3 separate regions of the Mus musculus genome follow, and regions 1 and 3 are each linked to region 2. A link is a contact called in ENCODE Hi-C or POLR2A ChIA-PET data. All regions are on one chromosome and are shown on one strand. The core of a region is the stretch at or near the end of the contact, and the rest is flanking DNA. Distances in the headings are between cores, read along the strand shown. Region 1 has its middle 96 kb from the start of Gm40304. Region 2 holds the start of Rbpj (recombination signal binding protein for immunoglobulin kappa J region). Region 3 holds the start of Tbc1d19 (TBC1 domain family, member 19).

The links. A loop is a pair of places that touch in the nucleus more often than their neighbours do. ChIA-PET counts read pairs that join two places held with the same protein, here RNA polymerase II (POLR2A).
Region 1: POLR2A ChIA-PET joins it to region 2 with 10 read pairs in embryonic stem cell. The contact joins the enhancer-like site here to the promoter of Rbpj in region 2. POLR2A ChIA-PET finds 5 or more read pairs at or near these places in 4 of 5 experiments (Patski and embryonic stem cell).
Region 3: a map of heart shows a loop between it and region 2 (4-fold over the local background). The contact joins the promoter of Tbc1d19 here to the promoter of Rbpj in region 2. A Hi-C loop is called at or near these places in 1 of 37 maps with a recorded cell type or tissue (heart). POLR2A ChIA-PET finds 5 or more read pairs at or near these places in 1 of 5 experiments (embryonic stem cell).

What each region holds. Positions count from the first base shown.
Region 1 is chr5:53,449,323-53,453,162 of GRCm38, reverse strand. No RefSeq gene overlaps it. Among named protein-coding and RNA genes, the nearest start is that of Gm40304, 96 kb to the left of the region's middle. Within about 2 kb of position 2,147, at least 1 of the 3 ENCODE cell types and tissues checked has a DNase peak (open chromatin) inside an H3K27ac peak, as active enhancers do.
Region 2 is chr5:53,588,068-53,591,803 of GRCm38, reverse strand. It overlaps Rbpj (recombination signal binding protein for immunoglobulin kappa J region), which reads right to left and starts at 1,318. Exons shown (of 11, transcript NM_001080927.2): 1 at 1,080-1,318. The coding sequence starts at 1,099.
Region 3 is chr5:53,807,337-53,810,907 of GRCm38, reverse strand. Tbc1d19 (TBC1 domain family, member 19) reads right to left here and starts at 1,281. Exons shown (of 21, transcript NM_144517.4): 1 at 1,050-1,281. The coding sequence starts at 1,148.

The sequences.
Region 1 (3,840 bases), core at 898-3,397, 140 kb after region 2:
GGGTTTAGCACAACTGGTGCTTGCCATGCAAATGGGGTGTCCCGAGAGAGATTCCTAGAAAGATGCTGGTTTGTGACTGAAAAGGGAGAAGAGCCTCACCCAGGGGTTGGTTGTGCTGGAATTCCCCCTGTTCCTGGGCTGAGAGGCATCTGCAGGCCTTTTCCTTTCTGTCCTGTCTTAGAGAGTGGAAGAAGACCCCTAACAGCCACCACTGGCCTACACACAGAGACACAGGCAGACAGACAACACACACACACACACACACACACACACACACACACACACACACACACACAGCACATTGGCTGTGCCCCTTCTTCTCCAAGAGTCAGCGTTAAGTGAGGTCAGGTTGGGACCTGACATTTGCAGTTCCCAGAAGCCATGGGAGCTGCGGGTCACGGCCCTCGCTCTGAGAGCCCCTCTCTTGCAGCATGTCTGGGCCCATCGGGACTTCCATTATTTCTCACTTGAATTACTGCAAAAGCCTAGTTGGAATTTATATATTTTTTAAAAATAATTTTTGGGGATTATAGTATATCATTTCCCTCTTTCCTTTCCTCCCGCTGGACCTTCCCACGTGTGTGGCCACTTCAGGGAAACCTAAAAAACAATAGACTTTTTGGGTAAAATCCTTTTCGAGGCCATTGGGGAAGGCTGGAGTAGATTCCACACACACTTACCTGGGGACATTTTAATGGATTTTCCTTCTATTGCTCAGGAATTGGCTTTACCTTTGACCCTGAGTTCTTGGATTTGCTGTTGTTTGCTTGGCTGTTTTCTATTGGTTTTGTTTTGTTTTGTTTTTCCAGAACCTTCAAAATATCTATGAGCTGTCCAATATTATTTGGGGAATAAGTTATTATACTTATCTTACTCTCTGTGTGCGTGCATGGATGCTTGTGCGCATGTGTGCGCGCTTGGGCTTATGTCACAGCATGCCTGTGGAGGCCAGAGGACAGTTTGCAAGAGGAGTCAGTTCTGTCTGTGTGGGTACTGGGGATCGAACTCAGTTTCCCCAGGCTTGGCAGCAAGCGCCTTTACCCACTGAGTCCCCTCGCTGACCCACAAAACCAGTGACTCAGCTTTACCGTTTGCAACCAAGAACTCTGTGTGGTTCATCCTTCCGCATGGCAGTGAGTACAGGCCTCTCACATGCTTACGTGATGCAATCGCTTGTGGACAGACTGCTGCTCTGGCTCACAGTCCCCTAGAGGACCAGACCTCCTGGGCCTGCTCCTATCAAGACTTAAGCTCACTTAAGTGTGATGCCCTTGCCTCCTCTCTGGGCCTTTGACTGGCTGTTGTTTTATGGAGAACGTTCCATTTGGATCCTCTGTGATTGGCCTTGCTTCACGGACAATAGCTTTATTACGGGAGACTCTTTCCTGACTATGCTATCTAAGATGGCTGACACCCCACAGAGTCTGACTTTCTACTGCTCATTTCATTACCATGAATTTTTTTTCTTATCGAGTTGCTTCCTGTGTGCCCTTACTCCACGATCCCATGAGTTTTATTTGCAAGTATTTTCTCTCAGGCTATTGTTTGTCTTTCCTTTTTCCTTAGTGTTGTTTTGAGAACCACAAATGCTTTTACTGTGAAGGGATGAGACAATTGCATGCCCTTTGAGATTTATCCTTCATCACCCACTCGCTCTTCCCCAACTTGAAGTCTTCAGTGTAGAAGTTGCTTGTGTGACCTTGCGCTGGGCAAAACCCATATCTCCAGGATCATTTTTTAAAAAAACTATCAATCCCTGGCTCTCACCAGCAGTTCCCAAGACCACTGACCAGTGTGTGAGAAGTTGAGTACTTCCCACAAGTCCACTCTGGTTATGGGGCTACAGAATTGAGCTTCCCATGAATAGACCCACCTCTGGGGGCCTGTGTGTGCTGGCACATCATTCTGGGTTTCATTTGGCTCTTCTTAGCTCCCTGCTGGGAGCCCTGAGTGCTCCGCAGCTGTTCCAAGAACTGGCTGCTCCTGCACTGCTCCTAAGCAGATGCCGCTAGCAACTGGTGCTTTCGGGCTCAGGACAGGGGAAACGTACTCCGAACGGGGAAGTTTCCCTTCTAAGAGCTGACAGAGCTTCTCAGCAGTGGGCAAGGAACATCATGAAACGGAACATTGAGCTTTGATGAACTGCAAAGCCTGGGAGAGTTAAGCTGAGAGTCAACGGAGACCTTCTAATCTATATAAACACCCGGTGATCAGATTCCCACCCAGCTTGGGGCCTTATTTGGTTGGAGTTTCTGACTGCCTCTCACAGGAAGTTGGGTTCTGAGCTAGGCAAACTGCTCTGGTTTTCTGGTCAGCTGTCTAAAAGAGCTCCCCTCAGGCATTCCCCATCATCGTGGGCATGGGTCAGTTCCCAAACTCAGGTCTTGTGAACATGGACCCTCCTGGGCCTCTGCTCCCAGCTTCTTCTCCCACATTGAGACATGGTCAGGAACTCTCTCTCTCTCCCTCCCTCTCTCTCCCTCCCTCTCTCTCTCTCTCTCTCTCTCTCTCTCTCTCTCTCTCTCTCTCTCTCGTGTGTGTGTCTGTGTGTGTGTGTGTGTACAAGATGACTGAAGCCTGAAGCCTGGAGCAGTGGGTCAACATTGCCTTGGGTCCCTGGTGCTCATTATTGGGACAGAAAGAGGAGGCAGGCTATTCAGAGGTATTAGGAAGAAGTAAACAGACCTTTCTGTATAATAATGTCCCTTGGACATTTGCAAACATTGCAAACTTTGGAAGTTGGGGCTGGGACTAGAAGTATGACTTCTGTTTAAACACTCTCTTCACTCTGTGGCTCTTTTCGGATTTCAGGGGTGGCAGCTGGCACACACCCAGCTAATCAGGATGTTGGAGACAATTATAGAATTAGTAGAAATGGGACTGGATTGGATGGAGCCTTTGAGCCTCCAGGGAAGACGCGATAACTCCGGCACTTATTGGCAGCCATCTTGTGACCATGAGTGGAGTGCAAACCTTAGAGTGGAATCAACACATGAAAGACAACCAGTTCTAGAGAGACAACATGAGTTTGATCCTGATCTCACCCTGTGACCACCTGAACCAGGCCGTGCATATTTGAGTCAGGCACCCTTATAAAAATCACATTTCTGCCAAGGTCTGTTCGGTGCAGGTTTACTGCCATGTGGAACTGAAAGGCCACACACAGTAACCCTTCAGTGACACTGTGGTCACTCATGCATTGTGCCTGTCACTGAGCAACTGTATAGGTCTCTAATTCCATATTGGAGCAGCTTCAGTACCTGGAGAATGTGGTTCAAGGCCATGGACACATGGGTTGGCACATACTTGTGTGACATTTCCCAAGTCCTGTTGCAAGGGCTCTGGTTCTCTTCATTCATCTATGTCAACACTGTCTGTGAAGATGGGAATCAGAGGCACAGAGAGGAAGAGTATACACAAACTCACACACCCTAAGTCAGGATGCATTGCTATGGAGCTGTTGAGCCCTGGACGTGCTCTCAGCCTCTACCTTACTATCCAGTGACCTAGAGAGAGAGAATAGAAGTGCCCGGTGGGTCCATGGGAGCACTGTTGTAAGATACAATGTTTAGACTATTTTTCATTAATTCAAAAAAAAAAAAAGCTAATATAGAAAAATGTGAATGAAAGGAGATTTTCGGCCAGACAAATCCAGGCAGTTTCGTTTGGTGATGTTGGGGATGGAGCCATCTATGCAAGTCAAGCATTCTACCAACTGTGCTATATCCTCAGCCCTAAAGTAGAGGTGAAATCTCATCCCTTGCACCAACTAATAAATGGGGGGAGTAAGGAGGAAATATGTCTAATATATAACATATGCAAATATGGAACTGTTCTTGT
Region 2 (3,736 bases), core at 69-2,568:
GCCTGGGGCCGTCAGAAGCCAATGATGGGGACGGCAATAACCATCAAGAAATCGAGATCCTTTTCCAGCGCTACTCTTACCAAGCAAAACAATCACGGGCCCAGAAAGATGGCAAAGAAAAGTGGGGTCGTTTTAATCCCAAGAGAGGGGCGCATAGGGGTGGGTAGGGGTGTGATCCCGAGAGAAATGGGTGCGAAGGAAGAAAGGAGGGGCGCGGAAGGAGCAAACTTAAGTATCTCAAGCATCTCCCAGACTCAAACAACAAAAGCAAACCCTAGAGTCTGTGCGCACTTAGAAGCACCAGATGGAGTCCCCGGGGTTGAGACAGTTCAACAGACAGACACAGTGGGCAGCGGATAAATCAGGCAGTGACGCGAGGGGAAGGGGATGCTAAGAGAATGAGACACTACATAGGGGAGACAAAGCCTTGGGGGGGGGGGGTGAGGACCAAAGAGAAAAAGGTGAGAGGGGATACACACGAGAAAGACAATGGAAGAAAGAGAACGGCAGTAATCTGGTGCCAGGGCTATGGCAGGTCACCCAGCTACTGAAGAGAGGGATACAACAAAGGGGCACGGGAGGAGGGACAGCGGGCGGAGTGGAGGTGCAGACGGGATGCGGGGCGCGCAGCGGCTCCCACAGAGAGCCTAAGGCGGCGAAACAAAGGGCTGGGGGCAGAATCGCGGGGGGCAGCGCACACAGACAAAGCGCTCCGGCGCCCAGGGCAGCGGCTGGGAGGACAGGCGACGCGGGCCACGCACGGGGAACAAAGCTGCGCCGGGATCCCCGCCAGGCCCGCCGAGGGGGGCGCGCGCCGGGCACGGTGCCTACGGCCCCGCGCGCCGGCCGCACTCCGCCCGCAGCCGCCGGCCTCGCCACCGCCCGCCCTCACGCGCCCGGAGCCCGCTCCACCGCGGCGCACGGGCGAGCCCCGCACCGGCCCGCGCCATCGCGTCGCCGCCCCGCGCCGCCTCCCGAGGCCCCGGCGCGCCGCGCGGCCCCGGCCCGCCGCCTGCCGCCGGCGGTCAGACGCCCGCAACTTTCCCGGTTCCCAGCACTCGCTGCCCCCTCAGACTTACCCTGTCACAACAGGCGCCATCTTCCACAAACTCTCGCCAAAACTCCAACCCTCGCGAGATTCCCCCCGCCGCCTTTCCCTGCTCCTCTCCCCCGCCCCTTCCCTCGGCCTCGCCGATCGCTGCCACCCGGCCCCCGCGCCGTCTTTCCCCGCTTCGCCGCCGCCGCCGCCGGGAGCCAGCCGCCTCGCGCCGCCCGCGGACTAAGGGATCTGCTCACTGCCTTTCCCTAGAAACCTACCCCGCCGATGGAGCATGCGCAGGCCGCTCCTCCGCGGACAAGCCCTCCGAGTAGTCCATGGGGAGCGCTCCGGTTATCCGGGTTTTGGGACGCGCCCTCGGGGACGTACGTGGAGACTGAGGAAAACCGGAGGGCATTACTACGGGGACCGGGACTGGAGGGGTCAGGAGGCGGGGCCCCGGGGCCGGGAGGAGGGGTCCTGGGAAAATGCGAGCGTCTCACAGGCCTAGAGGAGACGCCTCCTCGAGTGGGTGTTTTCCAAGTGGCTTCCCGCTCGCCGCGGGTTCCCAGCCTTTTTCATTCATTCCGACGTTCACTGGACACCTCCCTTATGCTAATCTCAGTATCAGGTGCCGGAGCGGCGGAGATCGGGACAGAGCCCCGGTCCCCGGTGACCTGCCAGCGACTGTCTCCATTCATTTGCTCCCGCACGACCCGCACACGCGGCGAGACAGGCGTGATCGCCGCGTGAGCTGACCCTTCCCAAGAGCTCTGCAGGGGAAAAGCATTAGGGGATAAGCTCTGTGCCTTTCGCCGCTTCTCCCCGATGCGAGCTGGGGTCATCCCGAGGTCAGCCTCGCGCAAAGGTGTCCCCCCTAACCCCCCGATGTTCACTTTGCACCCACACGTCAGAGCCCCGAATGGTTGTCCCCAGAGCCACCACTACAAGCCCGGGCACTTGGGAGCGAGCTACCCGCCCAGCTCCGACTGCCTGGGGAACTCATGGCAGCAGCCAGCTTGCAGGATGTAGGTGTGGGTGCAGACGTGTAGGTAACTGCCTAGAAACAGCTCCTCCGGCGGTGGCCCGATGCTGTCGCCCGATGCTTGTCTTGCCTGGGACACCTCTCGGCAGGTGGTGGCCCGAGACCTGTCCCTCCGGTCCCCTACCTGCTGATCCTCCCTGCTCCCCCCCCCCCCCCTTCCCGGCCCTTTGCTTTCCAAGAGATTTCCCAGCTCCTGCATTGCCTGCCTCCCGCAGGGAGCCACAAAAAACCCGGAGAACTGGATCAGCCCGCCCGAGACCCGCTCCGGAGCGCCGCAGGATTGGCGCGGCGCGCTCGCGCCACTGCGCATGTGCGCAATGCGGGCAGCCGGAGTCTCACGCTACACCTCCTCCCGAGCGCCTTCCACCGCTCGGCTCAGACACAACACGGGCCGTGGGAAATTTCCTAAGCCTCGCGAGAACGCGCTCTCCTACCCACCCCGCGGGCGGCTGGGCGTGCGCCCTACATCGCGCAGAGCCGGGGCCCCGACAGGTGTTCGTCCCGTGCGGCTCCCGGGACGCGGAAGGCAGGGTCCGACAGGCGCCCGCGAGGCGGGGCGGGGCGGGGCGGTGGGCGCGTGGCGGGGAGCGGCGGGCTGAGGCCGCCCCGGCACACTCACGCACGCGCCGGGGAGGCTTCCTGTCGCCCTCCCGAGCCTGGTACTTTCCTGAAATGTGACAGACGTGGTGCCCCCCGCCTCCGGGAGCTGTCAGCCAGCCCCGTGTCGGCTTTGAGTCATGCATCTGAGTCACCTAGTCTGGCCTCCACTTCACTTGCTCTACAACAAGTTTGGATTCCCTTAACTATTCTAGCAATGGTTGGTTTGGGGTTTTTTTGTTTGTTTGTTTGTTTTGTTTTTGTTTTGTTTTTTGTTTTGTTTTGTTTTCCTTTATAGTGTCTTCGATGGCTTTGTGAGCCGGCAAGGCTCCGGGAAAGCTGAGCTTAGCGATCTCAAACGTTTGCATTGTGGTACGAGAACACGATTTAAATAGCTTCCCCTTAGTCTGTTCCTAGCCTTTAAAGGAATCCTACATACATACCAGTTTCTGTCTCCCCTCCCCCCCAGATGACTTAAAACGCCAGTTTTGTTTCCTTCCTCTTTCTATTCTTTTGTAGCAAGCATCCCGTTCTAGGTACTGTTTCATCAGATACGTTAGTGGCTGCTGTTCTCCACGCACCCTTTTTGAATTCATTTACTTGCCCAAGAGCTGTCAGAACCCTTCTTCACTCTGCCACTTTTCAGATTGGCGTGGTGCTGTGTAGGACTAGTGTCTTGCTAGCATCATGCACCCACAAATGAAGACTGGGTTTTGACATTTAAAGGACAGTGAACCCTCTAATAGCTAATGTCTCCTGGTTGAAATAAAGCTTTGCTTACTGAAGGTTTGTTAAGGGTATGCGATATGTGTTTGCCTATCGCTTTATTTATTTACTTCCCATTTTTAAAAGGACGTATGCCCATTTAATACGCTATGTCAAAACATGTCTCATCCAGAACAAGAGAGTGTTGCGGAGGTAAAATGCCTTTAAACGTTTCCTCAAGGATTTTTAGGCCTAGTGTGACGGTTTGTGACACTAATGTTGGACGGAAGGCCATGAGACCTTGGAAAGCCTTGATAGTCATAAAACTAATCTCAACTCAAACGCTCCACCTA
Region 3 (3,571 bases), core at 32-2,531, 220 kb before region 2:
AGGTTTCCTCTTCTCAGGTGTTTTAAGTCAACAAACAAGATTAATCATCACATACCACACTCAGTAAAGATACACTTAAACAAAACTTTCAACCTACTTAACTGACATTTCTAAATTATAAAAAAAAAAAAGATGTTTACTAAGTACACAAAGGATGTTCAACAAGAGAAAACAAATTACGAATCTTAAAAATAAAAAAATACTCCAACAAAATTTAAAGAATTAACATAATATAAATTTTATCCATCCTGGAGTTAAACTTGAAATCAACAAAAGGAAGAAACTGGAAAGATCTCCCCAAATTTGAAAACTAAACAATACATTTTCTGGACAATCCATGGGATAAAGATAAAGTCACAGAATATACATATTGGCATTATCCATAATCTCTAAACAACCTAAATATCCACCAGGTAAGTACTAACTAGAGAAACTAATGGGAACAGAAGTACTAAAATACCAAGTTTGGATGGATCTCAAAATCCTAACGGGGACAGAAGCATCCACAAAAGTTTTGGTACTGTAGGATTCCATTCACACTACATTCTCATACAGTAAAGCTCTACTGGTTATTCTGTCTACTCGCAGGGCCGAGTCTGTTTAAATGAATTCAATAAACGCTAGGTGGGCACATTAAAAAAAAAATCACTGTAGGGAGAGCAAAGTGCAACAAAGTGACACATTAGAATAAAGCACATGGGATCCCAATCCATCCACGAGAAAGTAAAAAAGAAGGAAGGCATGCTGCTCGTGAGTCCAACATCTAAAAAATAAAAAATAGGTCCCTTAAACGACTACAAGAATAAACGGGAGAAGCCTTGGCCATTCTCTGGCCTGAAGAAGGGCGTGATGAGCCCCACCCATCTTTAAAAAAATACAATTGCCTCACTCCTGGGTCTGAGCAAACAAGGTGCAAGGCTCAGGGAGGGGTTTAAAACAGCAGAAAGGGGTGGAGAGAGCAAAAAGCTCTGGCCTGGGTGAAGGCAGTGTAGCAGGCAGGTCATCCTGCGGCCTGCCGGTCTCCATAGCTTCCCATCAGCCCCGCTTACCCAGGCCTGCCGTTCCAGCTGAGCATACAAATTGGAGCCCTTGAGTTTCTGGACGATCTGGGCAATGATGAGGGACAGGTCCGACTCCTCCTGCAACATTTCCCCTGCCCTAACCCGCCAGCCGCGGGGACGGCCGCCGGCAAGGAAAGAATGCGCTGCAGGGTCCCACTCCTGGCCGCTGACACTTCTCCCGGACCTTTTTTCGGCGGGACTCCTCCAGCGGGCGTTGCCAGGCAACTGCTGGGCCGTGCGTCCGTCCCTCTCTGGTCCCCTCCGCATCTGAAAGACCTCGCACATGCGTTCCGAGGGCGGAAAGAGACCAGGGCCGGGAAGTAGATTTCATTGTTCCTACCCAGTCTGATCGAAAACACAGAACAAAAGCTTGTTCTTCCGCAGCCACAAAGTTTCAGATGTGCAAAAAAGAACCGAGAACGAGGTGGTGTGTGTGTGTGTGTGTGTGTGTGTGTGTGTGTGTGTGTGTGTGTGTTGAAATTTACTATATAGACTCTGTATTATAGAGATTCTTAACTCTTCCACCAGTCAATCTCTGCAGAACACGCCTGTGAACACAATTGCTGCTGGTTACACCCCAAAATTATGGGCTCTGATACTAGCTGTTGCACTTAAGCGATGTATTTAAATTGCAGAATTCAATTTACACCAATTGGCAGGATGTTTTGATAGTTGGCTGAGGTAAGAAGCAATTCATGAAGTTGCACGCTTGTTTCCTTTGCGACTGTTTCTATTCTCTAGGCTTTATACAGCAGTGGTTCTCAATCTTCCTAATGCAGCCACACTTTAATACAGTTCCTCATGTTGTGGTGAACCCTAATCATAATTTTTTTGCAGCTTCTTCATAACTGTAATGTTGCTATTGTTATGAAACACATATAAATATATGTGTTTTTCAATGGTCTTTTTTTAAAGGAAGTCTTTTTTAAGAGTTTATTTATTTAATGTATATGAGTACACTGTCATATGGTTATAGATGGTTTTGAGTCACCATGTGGTTGCTGGGAATTGAACTCAGGACCTCTGGAAGAGCAGTTAGTGCTCTTGACCACTGAGCCATCTCTCCAGCCCTTTTTCAATGGTCTTAAGCAAGTCCTGTGAAAGGGTGGTTCTTGGGAACTGCTGTTCTAGAATCTACAATCATATCCTGGTATTAGTCTCCTTTCACATACAAATTAACCAACAACAATTACTAATACTTTTTTTTTTAGTATTCTTAATTTTAAAATGACTAAGATCCTGACTGTCCTTGTCTTTAAGAAATCTACCATCTAGATTTCTATGCATTCATTCCATCTTTTAGACATGGTCCAACTTTCAGTTTATCGAGCATTTACATACAAGGAACTGTGTGAGCACAAATATTTAATAAAATACAGTTTGTGTCCTCAAGGAAATATATGAAACATAGTTATAATTAGAAGTAACTGATTTAACTAATTGAACGTTAATCCAAAGGCCAATAGTAGGTCAGCAAACGCCCTAAGGTGTAATTATACATTAGAATACACATTAGAATAATAGAATAATTAGAATACACATTAGAATAATATCACCAAAATACTTACGGATTAATTTTGGTTTTGTGTGTATACATATTTTTTAAGCACAGCAAGAGTAGAATTTCAGGAAAACAGGCTGAGAATGCTGAAAAGGCTAGTTTAGCCTAATTACATTGAACGTTAATGAGCTTAAGAGTCACAAGAGGTTTTGTTAAATCAAACTCGAGTTCAGATTCAATAGGCCTCCAGTGAGATCTGTTCATTTGAATTGCTGACAGTGGCCTGAAGATTGAAATGCTTGGGATCCAAGAGCAAACTCTAAATAGGGAAGGGACAAAAGCAGCTAGACAATAGGAACTCAGTGAGATTGGACACCTGCCATCTAGGTACATCTCCCACATACTGGCATTTGTCACACCATCACAGAGATACCGTGAAGATAGATACAGATTCTAGATAATCTGCCTGGTCTGCCCGGTTCAGAAAAACCCAGGCAGGAAAGAGATATCGTACTATCTTTGTTTCTTTACAAAACCTTCTTCCTCAACACAGAGTGTCTCAGGCCTGTGGGTGAATATAACACTATTTTTTGTAGTTCCTTCAAGTCAATAACCCACCTGATCATGAACCTGATTAAAGCAACGTGGCCTTGAACAACAATAAAAAATAAAAATGGTGGTAAATGCTCCTTTGATGTTGCAAATAAAGGGATGATATGGAGAGAGATAATCATGCTTGCCTAGGCTTAGGAGAGTCTTGGGGCAAAGAAGCAAGACTCCCACATTCAGAAAACATCCTAGCTCCCTTCCTAGAGAATTGTGTGATTTTTCCTTCCTTGCCTGAAAAAGAAAGAAAATCCCATCCTGGAGAGTATTCTGTAAAGAAAGGATACCTAGTATTATAATGTCAATGAGTAAGATATTACAACTGACATAACTATGGAAAATAATATCCCATAACTCTGACAGGAAACAGAAAGTAACTAAACATATAAGAAATGTGGATGTG